Linked DNA regions of Homo sapiens: region 2 is linked to region 1. Evidence: chromatin contacts called from ENCODE Hi-C or POLR2A ChIA-PET data. All regions are on one chromosome and are shown on one strand. The core of a region is the stretch at or near the end of the contact, and the rest is flanking DNA. Distances in the headings are between cores, read along the strand shown. Region 1 overlaps LRRC52-AS1 (LRRC52 antisense RNA 1). Region 2 holds the start of LRRC52 (leucine rich repeat containing 52).

Evidence for each region. Hi-C counts contacts between places; a loop is a spot of excess contacts on that map. ChIA-PET counts read pairs that join two places held with the same protein, here RNA polymerase II (POLR2A). Pooled maps may share reads with other maps.
Region 2: a map of heart left ventricle shows a loop between it and region 1 (2.1-fold over the local background). The contact joins the promoter of LRRC52 here to the enhancer-like site in region 1. A Hi-C loop is called at or near these places in 7 of 168 maps with a recorded cell type or tissue (Calu3, K562, gastrocnemius medialis and 2 more) and 6 of 50 pooled maps. POLR2A ChIA-PET finds 5 or more read pairs at or near these places in 1 of 52 experiments (activated T-cell).

Annotation. Positions count from the first base shown.
Region 1 is chr1:165,488,857-165,491,970 of GRCh38, reverse strand. All of the region lies in intron 5 of LRRC52-AS1 (LRRC52 antisense RNA 1), which reads left to right. Among named protein-coding and RNA genes, the nearest start is that of RXRG, 45 kb to the right of the region's middle. Within about 2 kb of position 1,615, at least 3 of the 41 ENCODE cell types and tissues checked have a DNase peak (open chromatin) inside an H3K27ac peak, as active enhancers do; they include gastrocnemius medialis, where a contact is called at or near this core.
Region 2 is chr1:165,542,520-165,545,691 of GRCh38, reverse strand. LRRC52 (leucine rich repeat containing 52) reads right to left here and starts at 1,692. Exons shown (of 2, transcript NM_001005214.4): 1 at 774-1,692. The coding sequence starts at 1,395. All of the region lies in intron 3 of LRRC52-AS1 (LRRC52 antisense RNA 1), which reads left to right.

The sequences.
Region 1 (3,114 bases), core at 366-2,865:
GCCCTGGTTAGTATGAATCAGGCTTAAGAGCCATCGATGGCTATGCCTCCTACTCATTTCCCAGGCAATATCTATGTTAGCCTTTGCCAATGCCAGTGCTTTGTACCACATGCCCTGCTTTGGTGTACAATTTGAAATGCCGAAAGCACTCACTGAAAACTTAAGCCAATCCACAAAATATGGCTCTGAGAATCCTTCCCATAATGGATTCAGTTATAGTTTCATCATTCTAGGTAATTATAAAGGATAGTAAAGATAACTATAATTTCTTAAGACCCTCTTATTTTTCAGCTGTGCATTGCCTCAAACCCCATATTCCATTTACAGAGGAAGAAACTGAGGCTCAATAATTTGTGTAATTTGTCTAAGATCTCCCTGCAAGTGAACGTAGAACTTGGGAATGGAACCAAGATTAGTCTTCTAAGTCCTATGTTCTTCACCAGTGAGCTACACAGCCTTACGGTGCAGATAGCACAGCGTCTGTGGGCATCCAACACTCGAATAGTTTGGAAAATCATCAGCCTGTGTTCCCCAAATGAGATCTGGTGCCTCTTCTTGGCCTCAGTATTTCTAGGGGAATTCCACATTCTGTGTTATCAGGGTAGGTTAATCCTAAAGGTAACTGGGTACTCGTTCACTATTCTGTAGGGTTGGAGATTTCCTTTGGACATTTTCCTTGGGCATGGTGATGAGTGGCACCAGGGTAAGGATGTAGTGGGCGACAGCTGGCATAGTAGCCTAAGAGCAGGGTAACTGGCTGACCTGCTTAGTGGGCCATGTTTCAATCTGTCCCTGATCTTTTCCTAAGCACTCTGTTTCTATCTTATTTTGTTTCTACTTCTGGCATGATCTAGACGAATCTAATGATGAATAATGACAAAACTCAAGAAATGTTCTTATTACTATGATTTTTAATCTTGAAAATGAGGATTATGTGGGTAAGCAGAAACTCCAGGCCAACTCCATGTAAAGACCTGGGTGGCCCTGCTAACTCTTTCGTATACTGAGAAAATCTTGGGTTTACAAAAATATTGCAGCAATTTGAAAATAGTTTTCTCCAGGCTATAAAATTTACCTAACTAAAACCAATCTAATCCCTTGATCTAAAGATCAAACTTTTTGCCAGGTATAGTTTTACATTGTTATTTTAACCTTCAGGTGGGAAAGCAATTGTTTCTGTAGAGAAACTGTCTCCATAACCAAAAGGAAGTGCGGGTGGAAGCAATTAACTGGACAGTTCGGTCAATTAACTCAGAAACTTACTGACCAGAGTGTTCAGAGCTACCTACCTTTATTCTGGTTTTAATTTTGTAATTTATCAGAGTCCAGAATTTCAGTCTGGATAACTTTTATTTAAACACTTGATTTCTGAAACTGGCCTTGAACTAGTGCTTCTTTGGACTTTTTTTTTTCTCTTCTCCCTTTGGTTTGCTCTCGACAGCTGGAATGAGAGACTGGATGGCGTTGAAATGAAATGCTGGAGCCATCCATCCATGTGCTTCCAGGGTGGCTTCCTGGCTGTGAGAACACAGTGACCCTGTGAGGCCAACATGGACTCGGTTCTCCTGACATAACATGGCTGGAGGAGCTCCAGCTCTGGGATGTTATCTTGCTGTTTTACACTGGTGGTTCAGCCAGCCCATGGGAAACTGAACTTGGGCTGGGAGACCTGGCAGCAAATCCAAACTGAAATAAGAATCAGCACTTCGAGTTCAACTGTGAAACAAATGTGGGCCCAAGGCCTAAATGCCCGAAAGACATAGGGAAGGGTTGAAGTGGAATAAAGAAAGCTTTTGGTGACACTATGGGAAGGGCTATTGAGTATCTTCTCAGGACAGTACAAAATGTCAGAGGCACAGCATATTTCGAAACCTATTTTTAAAGCTGCTTTAGATTTTTTAACTTGATGGATAGATATATTCATTTTTTAAAAAAAGAAATGGTGACCCTCTTAAGAGGCAAAGTACGAGCCTCAAGTGTTGTGGGATGTATCCATCATTGGTTACTAAGTTTTCCAATGGCTCAGACACTCCCAGAAGCGAAGACTCCTGAGCCAAAGGAAGATGAGAGCTGAAAGGAGCATCGAGCTCATCCAGTGCAATGCTTCTCAGCTTGTGCCCACTTTGGATTCACTTGGAAATATTTTAGAAATACTGATGCCTGGGCCCCATTCCAGACCAGTTAAATCATACTATCTGGGAGAGATACCCAGAAAGTGGTATGTTTTAACACCTCCTTAGGGATTCTGCTGATCAACCAAGGTTGAGAAGAATCAAACTAGACTCATTTTACATATGAAGAAATGGAAACCCAGATATTGAGATAAAAAATGTTGCCCAAGTCACGTAGCTAGTGTCAAAACCTGACTCTTAATAAATGCCCTTATGTCACACTAACTTGCCTCTCTTTATTGTGGTTTTGCCATAAATTAAAAGTATACTTGAAAATGTTAGTTTACAAAGTAATTTTAAGAAATGGATTTCATTTTAAGGAAAACAGTGATTCAATGGCCAATACACTGATGCTTTCTGCATGATCTTCAGACCAGTCTACATGTTTATTATGCTTGGGCCTTTGAGTCAAACACTGGCTCCTTTTCTGCTTCTCCATTGTCAGCCTAGCATGCTTGAATTCTGTTTCTCCTCTGGAAACCTTGCACACTACTTTGATTCACCTTGTTAATGGGAAAATGGAAAATACTCTCTACATTTTTTTTTTTTTTGAGATGGAGTCTCACTCTGTCACCCAGGCTGGTGTGCAGTGGTGTGATCTCGGCTCACTGTAACCTCCAACTCCTGGGATCAAGCGCTTCTCTTGCCTCAGCCTTCCGAGTAGCTGGGATCACAGACTTGCACCACCATGCCCAGCTAATTTTTGTATTTTTAGTAGAGACTGGATTTCACCATGTTGGCCAGGTTGGTCTTGAACTCCTGACCTCAAGTGATCCACCTGCCTCAGTATCCGAAAGTGCTGGGATTACAGGCATGAGCCACCGTGCCTGGCCCTCTCTACGAATATTTAGCTGGTGATACGTTTCTACCAGAGAAACATTTTTTTACATAACACTTCATGTGGGAGCCATGCGTCCAAGAGAGACATCATTTTGGGTGAAGG
Region 2 (3,172 bases), core at 443-2,942, 54 kb before region 1:
CCGGGTGAGGACAGCGGGTAGAGTGGTGGCAAGGAGCTTGGAAATCTCCCAGGTAAGAGCTGAGCATCTATCTACCTGTAAGACTAGAATCTCTCTGCTTGACACAGTGAGCACTGGACCCTTTCTCCATTGATTCATGCCATTCTCTCCTTCCATAGGAGGCCAGCATCTTCAAAACAAAGCAGCTATCAAAAGCCCTTTCTTCCTTCTTCCCTCCCTCTCTCACTGTCTGGGTAGCTCACGTGCCCCTCCTTCCATCTTTATGTTAAACTTTCCTTTCTATATATCATAATCCTATATGAATGACTGAATTTACTTTTTGATCCTGGAAAAATTCAGTTGCTGAATTAAACAGATTAAAACAGTTTACCAACAGAATACAGTGTCCCTATATTACCTTGTCACTTTGCAATTAGAGTACTTCATCATTTCTACACACATCATATATTTGATGCAACTCTGTGCCTTAGGTAATATTATTGTCCCCACTTTATGGATTAGAAAACTGAGGCTCAGAGAAATGGTGACATTTTCAAGGGTAGCCAACTGGTAAGTGCTGAGTTTGGGACCAGAACTCAGCTCTTTGAATTCCTATTTCAGAACTTTTTCTTACTGCTACTCCAGTCAACCCAAGGGTGGGCCCTGCAGAGTAATAAGAATGCATTCAATCAGCTTCACCCAACTTTTTCTCCCATTCTGACCATCTTTTGAGTTCACCTTTTCTGGAGCCACTTCAATCACATCCTCTTCCCCACACCCAATCAAGCCCTCACCTGAGGGGTCCATATGGAACACTATTAAGAAGATGGCGAAGTCCAGGAAAGAGCAGTTGCACTTCCAGGGGTTTCCACTCAGAAACAGGGTCTCCAGAGTAGTGAGGTGGTATAAGGCAGCACTGTCCAGGGTCTGCAAGCCGGTATTTCTGAGGTCCAGGTACCTCAAAGAGGTGGTGTTGGCAAAGGTGAACTTGTGAAGCGATAACAGGTGAGGGTTGTTGGCAATGTTCAGCTGCACCAGGTTGCTGAGCACCGAGAAAGTGAATGGGGAGATCGAGGTTAGGTTGTTGGAGCTGAGGTCAAGGTAGATGAGTTTGAAGACCCCGATGAAGGTATAATCCATCACCTCTCGAATCCGGTTGTTCTGACAGTCCAAATAAACAAGGTCACTGAGGAGTCCTAGATGCATTGCTGGCAAACTAGTGATTCTGTTCTCGTTCAGGAACAGCCTCCGGGTGTTCAGGGGTATGTCAAGGGGGTATTCGGTTAACTGCTTCCCTGTGCAGATTACTTCTTGGGCTTGACACAGACAATTATTTGGACACTTTGACCCTGATACCAGCCCCATTCCAAAGGAAAAGAGTAACCACCCAGGGCCAGGGCCTGAAGCAAGGGACATAGTAAGAAGCCACAACCACCCTCCTTTCACCTTCCTGCGGGCTCTGTCCTCTGATCCGAAGGCTGCCGGTGGGGGGGTGGGGCGGGGGAGGGGCTCTGGAAAGAACTGTAACACTTTAGCTTTGTGCAAAGCAATTTTCCATTACAGGAGAACTGAACAGAAATTGAAACGCGAGGCTCAATGCCCTGCCGCCCAGCTTGGTGGCTCTGTCGCTCGCTCCCAGACTGCTGCTGGAAGCTTGCCCACTTGGCAGCTTTGAAAGGTCTCACCCTTTCCCTGCGTTTGCAAGTGAAGGGGAGCCAGGGGAGAGCCACATGACAATGAGGTTGCCAGTTGACACCTTTGTGATGTCAGCAGCCTCAGGAGACTGCCTGGCTGAGGGAAAGAGATTCCTCACCTCTCCTTCTGGGTGGTGTGAGGGTGTTTTATGTGTCTTGGTAAGCCAGCTGGAACTCCCTGGGGGAGTTGGGGCCTCATGGGTAGGGGCCTGCAGCATGTGTGTGTTGGAGACCAGGCTGGGTTCAGTGTGTGGATGTGTATAGTATCTGTACCCGCTCCCCATGGAGCTGTAGTAGATTAGGTGACATTGGACCCCCTAATCTGCAGGCCATAGAGGGAACATGGGACATCTCCAGGCCAACTCCTTTTCTTAGTGATGAGCAGTGACTTGCTTGAGGTCAGTTCTCAGTGTGGGTCTTTTCTTGGATATTGATTTGGATGGGTGCCAGTTTTTCAGTGTTGCCAGAAGAAGATGGGAAAGGGGGTGTTTCTTTTGAAATGAGGCAAGGGGAATTCCTCTGATAAAGTGGTACTCTTTTCAGACTTTATTCCTAGGATGTATACATCTCTGTCTGCATTTTGAATATATATATATGTGTATTTTTAAAAAGTTTTTGAATAAGTGTAAGCTACTCCTTCTAACACAAAACCCAAATGTATATATAAAAAATCTGAGTGCAACAATAGAAGTATTTTTTTACCACTCGTATTCTCCTAGGACTTTTAAAATAGTGAGTGCCTCTCTAGTACTTCTAGTGTGAGTTTATATTCATTAATTACTTGTCAGGTGATTAGTCTTTTGGAGCGAGGGATAGAAAACCTGGAAGCTGAAGAGTTGGGATGTATCACACACCCCGTGGAGGAAGGCATATCAGGCAGAAATAAGATAAAACATCTGAGGAGTTGAAACTTTTATTTTTGGGAAAATTGGATTTCATTTTTTAAAAACATTCATATATACTGAGTTGTGAATATTAGTAACATATTGAAACCTAAGCACAGTGCCTGGCACCTGGTATGTAATAAATGTATAGTGAATGAACAATGTGAGAATGTTTCTGATGGTTTGCTTCCTTCTCTTGCTTCTTTGCCAAGAGAGAAATTAATAAAGTCAGATGGATTTGTGGCTAGTTAGCTAATGCTTGATTGTTTACTTACTCAGCATTCCTTGGGTGACTGGCTGTGAATTAATATGATGACTTAGGCGTGTTTACCAAATTGAAAGTGACCTTATTTAAGTAGACATTTCAAATACTTAAAGTAATGACCCCAATGATAGCTGTACTAATTGAAGCATGACTTAATTGATAGGGCAGACACCCTTTCCTCATAATTAAAACAAATTCTATTAAAATATAAGTTCCTTTCTAGATCTTATGTGATTGCCGAGGAGAGAAATCTAGCACATGAAGTCTATAGAAAAGAATTAATTTCCAAAGTGACTGCTCTGGGAGCTGTGGCGAGGGTGTGTTTTGCTGGTGGAGTGTGGCAGGGATAC